Regions from separate parts of the Homo sapiens genome. Here region 1 is linked to region 2. Evidence: chromatin contacts called from ENCODE Hi-C or POLR2A ChIA-PET data. All regions are on one chromosome and are shown on one strand. Each heading gives the region's core, a stretch centred on a gene start or an enhancer-like site at or near the end of the contact. The rest is flanking DNA. Distances are from core to core; before and after follow the strand shown.

Region 1 (5,875 bases), core at 12-2,511, 680 kb after region 2:
AGTTGTATGCCAGGAACTGGGGGATGAAAAAATATATTTTACAATATCACAAGGGATAAAGGTCACACAGCAAATTGTGCAACATGGGTACACATTCAAGACAGTCAGAATTCATGAACCTATGCTCTTTCCTTTATACCACAAAACTGGAAAATGCATATGCCCTCAGACTCACCTCTAATATGATCTTTGTCAGATCAATGCTATTTTCTTAAGTTAAAAAGAAAAACAAGAAACTCCTCTCATGTATTGAGTACTTAGCACTTTATGGCACGCAGTCCACTTGTACCTATAACAACACCACGAAGTAGGTACCATTGTTATCAACCACATGTTATAGATAAGGAAACTGAAGCTCAGAGAGGTTAAGTAATATTCCCAAGGCTGCCTAGCCAGGTCATGGCAAAGTCAGGGTTTAAACCCACAATTGGCTAATACCCAAGCCCACATTTTTTTTTTTTTTTTTTTGAGATGGAGTCTTTCTCTGTCGCCCAGGCTGGAGTGCAGTGGCGCAATCTCATCTCACTGCAAGCTCCACCTCCCAGGTTCATGCCATTCTCCTGCCTGCCTCAGCCTCCCGAGTAGCTGAGACTACAGGCGCCCACCACCAAGCCCGGCTAATTTTTTTTGTATTTTTAGTAGAGACAGGGTTTCACTGTGTTAGCCAGGATGGTCTCGATCTCCTGACCTCGTGATCCGTGGGTCTCGGCCTCCCAAAGTGCTGGGATTACAGGCGTGAACCACCACGCCCGGCCACCAAGCCCACATTTTTAACAACCACTCCAGATGGCTTCATCTATCCTTAAAGATGAACTCACTGTCACATTGGATCCTATAATAAAGGGGATTCTAAAATCATCCAGTCCTTTGAGCAGCAAAGGCAACTTAACTTTCCTTTTACAGAGGAAGTAATTAAGGCTCCAAGAGGTGACAGTGTTAAGGCCACAGATCGCTGATATTGCACCTGTAAGCTGGGTCTCATGCCACTTGGGGTTTTGCATCCCATCTCCCTAAAAATCTCCAACCCATCCTCTTAGACAAGTCCCAGCCCAGAGCACTAAAAGGGACCCAGGAGTGCTGCCTCCCAGGAGAAGGGGCCTCCTGGCTCTCAGAACATGAGATTTACAGGCAGACAGGCAGCCTGGCAGAGGGTGGCAGCTTGATGCCCACACTTCATAGCTCCTGAGTTTACCTTGGAGGAGAGAAGAGAAGCAATCTTCAGCCCGGAGCCTGCTGATAGATGGGCACAGCAGCGAGTAAACGGTTCTCCGGCTGAAGGCTGGCTTTTTATCATCACTTGTGGATCCTCCCACGTCTCACCCTAGGCAGCCAATCCCTGTCGGAGTTTCTATTTCTGCACTCTGCAGTTTCATTTTCCCCTCTCTCCCAGCTCCTGCACTCTGCAGAGTTTCATTTTCCCCTCTCTCCCAGCTCCGCCCAGCGGGAACATTTGTGTGCTGCCTGCTGGCAGAAAAATGCACTTCAAGCTGAGGACTTTTGGAGCCGCTAAGGGTATTCAAAGCATGTCACACTATGATGAGAGCCACGGCCATACTGGGCTTAGTGAAGCCTGATCACCAGCTCCCCCTGGGGCACACAGGCCTTTCACCATTCAGTCCAATTAGTAAACAACACCTATCATTTATTGAGCACTTGCTGCATGCCAGGGTCTGTGCAAAGTGCTCTATTTACATGATCTTTTTCCAATCCCACAGTAGTCATGTGACATACCATATGCTGTTTATAAACCCCCAGAACTTTGGAAATTAAGTCACTTTGTTCCATTGTTCTCTCAGGCTGGCTGCTTCTGGGTCATGGGCATATGGTAAGACCAGTGAAGCCTGTGTTCATGTGGCCATCATGATAGATCTTGAGTTTCAAGATGGGTCCCCTGGCCCTAGGTAATGAACTGAGCATTCTTTAAAGCCTTTGGATGGTGATGCTTGAAGTGCTATGGGTCAGAAATGCAACCTCTATTTGGAGAACATAGAAATTCCAGTAAGGATGAATCATTGCCTTCTCCCAAGTGGAAGGGGTCTGAAATAATTGACCTGCCACCAGATGGCTGGCTATTCTCATTGAGAAATTTTGCCATATTGCTACCTGCTGCTGGCAGATTGGCTATATTTTGGCAATTGCCAGATCAGTTTTGGTGAGAGGGAGCCCAAGTTGTTGGACTCATTTCTAACCCCCATCCTTACCACCTTGGACACTCATAGGTCTATTGCAAGGCAATAGTGAGGCTAAGTTTAGAGGCTGGCTGACATCCACAGGATGGGACATCCTGGCCATTGGGCTGTAGAGCCTCCTCTGCAGCAGATGATCTCTGGTCAGCATTAACATGAGACATAGAGATCCAGGTGCTTTATGCCCATTCAGAGTTCATTCTTATGCCCCTAACCCACACCTGCTTATTCCCAATCTTCCAATCTTGTTCCATCCATGCCTTTGACCAACCAGCCAAGCCATTTGCCTCTTATTAGGAATTGGTGTATGTCTGTACTTCAGTCCATCTCTCTCTCTCTCTCTCTGCATACAGAGGGAACAACACGGTATACTGCTCCTAGTTCTGCCCCCTGGGAGGATTCACTATTATTCAGTGCCACCCCCAAATGGGGCTGTAATAGAGTGGTCCGTTTCCAGCTGATACCAAAATATTATACTGACTTATCTGTGAATTGAGTTTGACTCCTTTCCTCCATTATCTGTTGGTTGCTGGGAACACTCCATGAGGCCATATATATGGGTCAAAGAGAAAACCCAGAGAAACAGAGTTGGGCGCCACAGGACTCTGAGCTCCCTGTTTATTTAATTTACTCAAGCCTTTTAGACCCCTTTGCTCAGCCTTGAATATACCATTTCCATCATATATTTTTTGTTTTGTTTTGTTCTTTGTTTTTTGTTGTTTTTGTTTTTGTTTTTGAGACAGTCTTGCACTGTTCCCCAGGCTGGAGTGCAGTGGTGTGATCTTGGTTTACTGCAACCTCTGCCTCCTGGGTTCAAGCGATTCTCCTGCCTCAGCCTCCCAAGTAGCTGGGATTACAGGTGCGCGCCACCATGCCCGGCTAATGTTTTTTGTATTTTTAGTAGAGATGGGGTTTTGCCATGTTGGCCAGGCTGGTCTTGAACTCCTGACCTCAGGTGATCCACCCACCTCTACCTCCCAAAGTGCTGAGATTACAGGTGTGAGCTGCTGTGCCTGGCCTCTTTGTTGTTTTGTCGGTTGGTTGGTTGGTTTGTTAGAGACAGGGTCTCACTCTGTTGCCGGGGCTGGAGTGCAGTGGTACAATCATAGCTTACCGCAGCCTTGACTTCCTAGGCTCAAGAAATCCTCCCAACTCACCCTCCCAAGTATCTGGGACTATAGGCATGTGCCACCACACCCAGCTAATTTTTATATTTCTTTTAGAGATGGAGGTCTCACTACATTGCCCATGCTAGTCTCCAACTCCTGGCTCCAAGTGATCCTTCTGCCTCGAGGTCTTAAAGTGCTGGGATTACAGGCATGAGCCAATGCGCCCAGCTTCCATCACATATGGAACTGCTGCTCTACCTTTCTGATAATACCCAACTTAAGATATATAGCTACCTGGCACCCAGTGGTGAGATGTGTAGTCACTACTGGGGCCCAGTGACACATCAGGGCCTCTTTTCCCAAAGGGACCACAGTAAGCATAGCCTTACTGCAGAATCCTAAGAATCCTAACCGTAATTCTCCTATGTGGGCTTTCAGAAACTTTCTACAGAATCTTTTTTCTCCCTCCCTACAGAATTGTTATCCACCTTCACACAGATACATCCAGCAACATTGTAGGATCATATAATCAGAAGTGGCAGCATAGCTTGTTTTGTGGCCTGAACCTGCTACACAGTTAAGAGGAAAGAAAAAAACCAAAATGACCTAATGTGCTTTTTCTTTTCTTTTCTTTTCTTTTCTTTTGAGACAGAGTCTCGGTCTGTCGCCCAGGCTGGAGTGCAGTGGCGCGATCTTGGCTCACTGCAAGCTCCACCTCCCGGGTTCACGCCATTCTCCTGCCTCAGCCTCCCGAGTAGCGGGGACTACAGCCGCCCGTCCCCACGCCTGGCTAATTTTTTGTATTTTTAGTAGAGACAGGGTTTCACTGTGTTAGCCAGGATAGTCTCGATCTCTTGACCTCGCGATCCCCCCACCTCGGCCTCCCAAAGTGCTGGGATTATAGGCGGGAGCCACCGCGCCCGGCCTGCGTTTTCTATTCTCTCACTGAACACAACAATCGCCACAGACCAGATGTGTGGGTGGGTTTTTTTTCTCACGCCCCAAGCAGCAGACACCAGCTGGGTGTCCTCCGATTCAATTTTTTTTTTCTTTTTTTTTTTTTTTGAGATGGAGTTTCACTCTTGTCGCCCAGGCTGGAGTGCAGTGGTACTATCTCGGCTCACCGCAACCTCCGCCTCCCGGCTTCAAGCGATTCTCCTGACTCAGCCTCCCATGTAGCTGGGATTACAGGCATGCACCACCACACCCGGCTAATTTTGTATTTTTAGTAGAGACGGGGTTTCTCCATGTTGGTCAGGCTGGTCTCGAACTCCCAACCTCAGGTGATCTGCCTACCTCGGCCTCCCAGAGTGCTGGGATTATAGGCGTGAGCCACCTTGCCTGGCCTCAATTCTTTTTTTTTTTAATTATTAAAATAAAAATATGGAACGCTTCATGAATTTGTGTATCATCCTTGCACAGGGGCCATGCTAATCTTCCCTGTATCATTCCAATTTTAGTATATGTGCTGCTGAAGTGAGCACTTTTTTTCTTTTCTTCAGACAGGGTCTCACTGTGTCACCAAGGCTGGCTCAATCACGGCTCACTGCAGCCTCGACCTCCTGTGTTCAAGCGATCCTCCTGCCTCAGCCTCCCGAGTAGCTGGGACTATAGGGGTGCACCACCATGCCCAGGTAATTTTTGTATTTTTTGTAAAGATGGGGTTTTGCCATGTTGGCCAGGTGGTCTCGAACTCCTGGGCTCAAGGGATCTGCCCGCCTCAGCCTCTCAAAGTGCTGGGATTACAGGCATAGGCCACTGTGCCCAGCCTCCAATTCAATTCTGACACTGTCTACCTGGAGAGAGCATCGATCCTACAGGTTGAGGGACTCCTCAACTCTCACCCTCAAGACACAAATCAGGGCTTCTGGAACTTCCGACTGGTTACAAGTTGGGATTCCCATAATCCCTTCTTTGGGTTTAATTCATGTGCTAGAGAGGCTCCTAGAGCACAGGGAAACACAGTTAGCAGTTTACTACACAGGAAATTAGAAAGGCTACATGAAGAGATGTGTTGGGTGAGGTATGGGGGAATGGGCACAGCGTCCTCCAGGAACATCCATGTGTTCAGCTATTGGGAAGCTCTCGGAACTCTGTCTTTTTGCTTTTTTATGGAGGCTTCATTACATAGGAATGATTGATTAAACCATTGGCCACTGGTGATCAACTTGACTTTCAGTCCCTCTCCCCTTCAGTGGGTGGAGCTGAAAGTCCCAACCCTCTAACCTTGCCTTGGTCTTCCCAGTGACCAGCCCCATCCTGAAGCTACCTAGAGACTGCTGGCCATCAGTCAATCATTAGTATACAAAGCATGGTGGCATACACCTATAGTCCAAGCTATTTGAGAGGCTGAGGTGGGAAGATTGCTTGAGCCTAGAAATTCAAGTCTAGCCTGGGCAACACAGTGAGATCCCATCTCTAAAAAATAAACAAATAAGAAATCATTAGCACACAAAAGGCATCACTTTGGAGATACCAAGGATTTTAGGAATTGTATGCCAGGAAATGAGGTATGGGGGAATGGGCACAGCATCCTCCAGGAACATCCATGTGTTCAGCTATTGGGAAGCTCTCGGAACC
Region 2 (5,831 bases), core at 2,210-4,709:
GCCTCCCGGGTTCAAGCGATTCTCCTGCCTCAGCCTCCTGAGAAGTCAGGACTACAGGCTTGCCCCACCACGCCCAGCTAATTTTTTGTATTTTTAGTAGAGGTGGGGTTTCATCATGTTGGCCAGGATGGTCTTGATCTCTTGGCCTCATCATCCACCCACCTCGGCCTCCCAAAGTGCTAGGATTACAGGTGTGAGCCACCGTCCCTGGCCATATTTTTGTATTTTTAGTAGAGATGGGGTTTCACCACATTGGCCAGGCTGGTCTTGAACTCCTGATCTCAGGTGATCCATCTGCCTCAGCCTCCCAAAGTGCTGGGATTACAGGCGTGAGCCACTGTGCACGGCCTAAATTTTTCAATTCAGACAAATGTTTATTGAGTGCTTTATGGGGCCAGGCACTCTGCTTGACTTCAGGGGATTCTAGTGATAAGCAAAACCAGTCAAGGGGGAGAGACTATTAATAATTAAACAATAAACAAATACATACATATGACTCATAGGAAATACCACAGAGGATAGCAACAGGGAGCATTGTCAGAGAACAGGGAGGTAAGGAGTGACCACGGAGTGGGTCATATCTGTGTTTGAATTCTTGCTTGGCCATTTACCTGCTGTGTGAACTTGGGCAAGCCTCTTCACTTCTCTGGACTTTGGTTTCTCATCAGGAAGAGACGGCTATCAATCTCCCTTTCTTAGGGATGATATCACGAGACAGAGAACATTCATTCCTTCAATAAATATATACTGTGCATCTTCTCCCACTCAGATAAATTACTTGCCCAAGGTCACCCAGATGGGCAGTGTGTGTTGGTTTTCAACCCGGGTCTGACTGGTTCTCTGGATCTGGCCAGTGGTTGGGGGTGGAGATAAGTCCTAGTCTTCTTCCCCTGAATCAGTCCTTGAGGAGTTGGGAGCAGTGATCTGCCTCATGAAGGCAAAACACCTGTCCATCTCCCCACCACCATGGCAATGAGGGGCTTCTGCCCTGAGAAAGACCTATGATTGCATGACACAAAAGAGACTGTTCAAAGGGACACCATCATTCAGCAGGGCAAGCCTCCTTGCTGGGGGCAACCTGGTAGCTCCTGAGCCTCCCTCATCTTCACTGAGCCCCTCCAACTCTCTGAGTTCCCATGCCCCTCACTGAACCTCCCTTCCCCCATGGCGAGCCTCCGCCAGCACCTTTGCACACACTCAGCCCCTTCCCCCTACTGAGCCCCAGCACAGTCACTGAACAGCTCTTCTTCCCCTCTGACTGAGTCATCCTCCCAAGCCCTCCCCTTCCCCTCACTGAGTCTCCACCACCCCTGGTCACTGGGCACCCTGCTTCTGACCTCCTCCCTCCCCCAACCCCTCCACCCTTCCTCTTCACTGAGCCTGGCGCCTCTCACCCACCCGCCTTCCTCTCCCAGCCGCTTCTGAGCTGCCTCTTTGGAGCCCAACTGTCTCGCCCACGAGTCCCCATCACTCAGTCTCACTCACTCTAAGACACCTGAAAGCAGTTAGAGAACATGTGTTCATGGGGGGAGGATGAGGCTCTATCATCATCCTGCACATCATGCAAGCACGCCATCTGCCTCCTCTTCAGGCTTCAGCAGTCACACTGGCCATACCTTCCGCAGGTCCTCCTGAGCCCAGGGTCTGCTGCAGTCCTTCCCAATCGGGTTCAGAGCTGGTTTCTGGACCCCTGGCCCTTGCCCCCACCCACCACAGAGACCTCCCATCTCTGATGCCACCTTCAAGTAGATGGAAACTGAGGCAGGCCCATGGTGTCTGAGCCAGTGTTTGGTATGGCAGGGTCATTTCTGTTGGGGGAAAAGTGGGCAGGGTTCCATTCTATCATTTTGTCAGGGCCAGATGAGAAGTGTCAGATAAAGTCCCACATAAAGAACGTCCCTCCACCAAGAGGACTAGACCCAGGTATCTGAGCCCCCAGAGGGCATGAATGGCTGAGCTCGTGCATTTCTGTCCAGATTCAAAAATCTGGATTCAGCCACCAGTCGTCAATAAGACATTGGGCAAAGCACTACTGCCCTTCAGGGTCTCAGTTTCCCCTTCTTTATTTTTTATTTTTATTTATTTTTTGAGACTGAGTCTTGCTCTGTCGCCCAGGCTGGAGTACAGTGGCACAATCTCTGCTCACTGCAACCTCTGCCTCCCGAATTCAAGCGATTCTCCTCCCTCAGCCTGCTGAGTAGCTGGAACTACAGAGGTGCGCCACCACACCTGGCTAATTTTTTTGTATTTTCAGTAGAGACAGGGGTTTCACCATGTTGGCCAGGCTGGTCTAGAACTCCTGACCTTAGGTGATCCACCCACCTCGGGCTCGCAAAGTGGTGGCGGAGCCACCGCGCCCCGCCAGTCAGTTCCCCGCCCCCGCACACCCCCCTTCCCCCTTCCCGCCCCCGGCTTTTTTTTTTTTTTTTTTTTGAGACGGAGTCTTGCTCTGTCGCCCAGGCTGGAGTTCAATGGCGCGATCTTGGCTCACTGTAGCCTCCGCCTCCCAGGTTCAAGCGATTCTCCTGCCTCAGCCTACCGAGTAGTTGGGATTACAGGCGCCTACCACGACGACCGGCTAATTTTTTTCTATTTTTAGTAAAGATGGGGTTTCGCCATGTTGCTCAGGCTGGTCTTGAACTCCTGGCCTCAGGTGATCCGACCGCCTTGACCTCCCAAAGTGCTGGGATTACAGGCGTGAGCCACCGCGCCCGGCCAGTTTCCCCCTCTTTAAAATGTGTAGGAACACCGGCTGGGAGGAGTAAACACGAGCCGGGGCAGGGAAAGAACTTTGCACACCGTGGGGTCCGGGGCTCCTCTGTGATGCCACCAAGGTTTGCAGGCTCAGCGGCAGCGCTGAGGTATTTGTTCTGCGAATAAAGCGCTCTACCTATCGTGGAATCAGTCCAGCTAGATCCCCGTCCCACCAGGACGGCAGTCGCCCCTCTGCGTTAACCCTTCCACTGCCCTAGTGAGGTGGGAAAGGGGGTCCTTGAGAGCCCTATGGCCCAGGAGAGACCGGGCAGAACTGATTCGGCCAAGGGCAGCATGAGGTGTGGGAGGAGCACGGCACAAGGAGTCAAGCCTCCTGCGTTCTAGCCCAGGCTCTCTTCGCACAGAGGCCTTAGGCAAGACCCTCCCCCGGATGGAGACCGGATTCCGTGAATTTCTAAACACCAGCTACCAGAGCTTATGACTCTGAGGGGCCAAACCAGGGAAGATGAGGCTCCCTTTGCACCCAAAATTTGGGGAGAGGCGAAAGGGGACCGGATGCCCTAGCGGAGCAGAATCCGGCGAAGGGCAGGACCTGAAGGGTTTGGGGAATGCCCTGAATGTGCAGAGCGCGGGGGGGGGGGGGGGGGGCGGGGCGGATTCAGGGCGTGCCTGTCTCTGATTGGCTGTGCCGCCCGTCGCTCCGCCCCGTGTTCTATAAGATGCGCGGACGGCGGGCGCGCCTCTGGGGTGGGGGCTGTGGCCGTGTCTAGCTGTTCGGGTGTGCTGTGGTCATCCTCCCTGCGCACCTACAGCCGCAGACCGCCGGTGGGGGGCGGGGGATGCCGGGCTGCCGCATCAGCGCCTGCGGCCCGGGGGCCCAGGAGGGGACGGCAGAGCAGAGGTCGCCGCCGCCGCCCTGGGATCCCATGCCGTCCTCTCAGCCCCCGCCCCCAACTCCGACCTTGACTCCTACCCCGACCCCGGGTCAGTCCCCGCCGCTGCCGGACGCAGCTGGGGCTTCAGCAGGCGCGGCCGAGGACCAGGAGCTGCAGCGCTGGCGCCAGGGCGCTAGCGGGATCGCGGGGCTCGCCGGCCCCGGAGGGGGCTCTGGCGCGGCTGCGGGGGCGGGGGGCCGCGCGCTGGAGCTGGCCGAAGCACGGCGGCGGCTGCTGGAGGTGGAGGGCCGCCGGCGCCTGGTGTCGGAGCTGGAGAGCCGCGTGCTGCAGCTGCACCGCGTTTTCTTGGCGGCCGAGCTGCGCCTGGCGCACCGCGCGGAGAGCCTGAGCCGCCTGAGCGGCGGCGTGGCGCAGGCCGAGCTCTACCTGGCGGCTCACGGGTCGCGCCTCAAGAAGGGCCCGCGCCGCGGCCGCCGCGGCCGACCCCCCGCGCTGCTGGCCTCGGCGCTGGGCCTGGGCGGCTGCGTGCCCTGGGGTGCCGGGCGACTGCGGCGCGGCCACGGCCCCGAGCCCGACTCGCCCTTCCGCCGCAGCCCGCCCCGCGGCCCCGCCTCCCCGCAGCGCTGACCTCCACGCCCGGACCCCTGGCCACCCCGACAAGCTTCGCCGAGGTGCCGACCGACCGACTGATCGCGGACGCCGGCTGGAAGGACTACGGATCCGCAGGAAGAGGCAGTTGGGGGCCAGGGGCCCAGTAGAGGAGGCTGAGGTGCGGTCTTAGCGGCTGGTGCGTTCGAGGGTCGGTCATGGCGTGTGGGGGGCTGGTCCAGGGCCCGGGAACTCCCTTCCCTGGAGCTTCTGGCGTCTGCTGGGTCCCTAGTAAAGCTGCCACTTTCTGTTGCCGCCTCTCCCGACCATCTGGAGAGTGAGAGGTGGTAGCATCAAGTCTCCATTATAAGAGTTGGACTCTTGAGGGGGCTCAGATCCCAGGAACGGGTTGGCGGCAAACTTTTACCACTTGGAACCTGCCGCACGGATGCAGCACCCCCCATCCTCACCCCCACTTGCGTGGCCTTTCCCGGGCCCCTCGGAGCTGTGAGCAGTCTTGCCCTTGAGGATGCTGCTTCCTGGCGCCGCCCAGCTCCGTGCCTTCGGGAGGACAGAATAATGAGGCCCCAGGATGGGGTGGAGGCTGGCACAGGGCTGTACCACTGAATTCCCCCTCTAGGCCTGTTTCACCTTTGGGGAGACGGAATCCCAGAGAGGTTTAGGATTTGTTCTCTTCATACTTAGGCCCTTCTTCTTCTAGGAGACAGCTTTTCTTATGCCGTCATGCAGGTTCGCAAAAATTACAGCCTGACTCACATAACCAGGACAGGATGTCTGGCACCTGCTCACCCAGGGATCCTTACATAGCAGAACCTAGAGGCTTAACTCCCAACCTGTTACTAAGATGGCTCGGCCAGGTTGGAACCAGGTGATACCCTTTAACAGGCCCCAAGGGGGCAGGTGTGGTATCAGCTTCCAGAAAGGGGGGCCTTAAAGAGCCAGATCTGAGGTGAGATCTGCTTCTCTTCCTGTCCAGATGCCCTTCAGTCTCCCATTCCTCTGTCCCCACTGTGAATGACCTGGCTACCACATTGCTGCTCACCAGCTGAGTTAATTTCACTCTCACTTATCAGTCTGCGAAGTGGATCTCTTAACCTCCCAGAGGGGCTGTGGTGACGTTAACCCAGGGCAGAGGTCCTTCTTCTTCCTCACTAAATCATGGAAAGATAATTTTTTTGTTGTTGTTGTTTGTTTTGAGACAGTGTTTCGCTCTTGTTGCCCAGGCTGAAGTGCAATGGTGCGATCTTGGCTCACTGCAACCTCCACCTCCCGGATTCAAGCGATTCTCCTGCCTCAGCCTCCCAAGTAGCTGGGATTACAGGCATGTGCCACTATGCCCATCTCATTTTGTATTTTTGGTAGAGACCGGGTTTCTCCATGTTGGTCAGGCTGTTCTTGAACTCCCGACCTCCGGTGATCTGTCCGCTTCGGCCTCCCAAAGTGTTGGGATTACAGGTGTGAGCCACTGCACCTGGCTGATAATGTATTATTTTAACTCACACCTGGAAACAGGCACTGCTTTTGCTGATAGAGCCATGAGCTAATTTAAAGTCCTACTTTTGCAGGGTGGAGAGGGGATTTCTCAAGGTCACATGCCAGTGAGGGAAGAAT

The links. Hi-C counts contacts between places; a loop is a spot of excess contacts on that map. ChIA-PET counts read pairs that join two places held with the same protein, here RNA polymerase II (POLR2A). Pooled maps may share reads with other maps.
Region 1: a loop to region 2 is called in a pooled map, with 3 times the contacts of the local background. The contact joins the promoter of IFI6 here to the promoter of TRNP1 in region 2. A Hi-C loop is called at or near these places in 1 of 50 pooled maps. POLR2A ChIA-PET finds 5 or more read pairs at or near these places in 2 of 52 experiments (B cell and HepG2).

The regions. Positions count from the first base shown.
Region 1 is chr1:27,670,931-27,676,805 of GRCh38, forward strand. IFI6 (interferon alpha inducible protein 6) reads right to left here and starts at 1,262. Exons shown (of 5, transcript NM_002038.4): 1 at 1,193-1,262. It also overlaps the pseudogene RNU6-949P. RefSeq lists an enhancer at 1,294-1,633.
Region 2 is chr1:26,990,233-26,996,063 of GRCh38, forward strand. It overlaps TRNP1 (TMF1 regulated nuclear protein 1), which reads left to right and starts at 3,460. Exons shown (of 2, transcript NM_001013642.3): 1 at 3,460-4,380. The coding sequence starts at 3,555. The coding sequence ends at 4,238. RefSeq lists enhancers at 446-740, 2,318-2,819, 2,820-3,319, 3,073-3,232, 3,457-3,957 and silencers at 3,373-3,702, 3,733-3,792.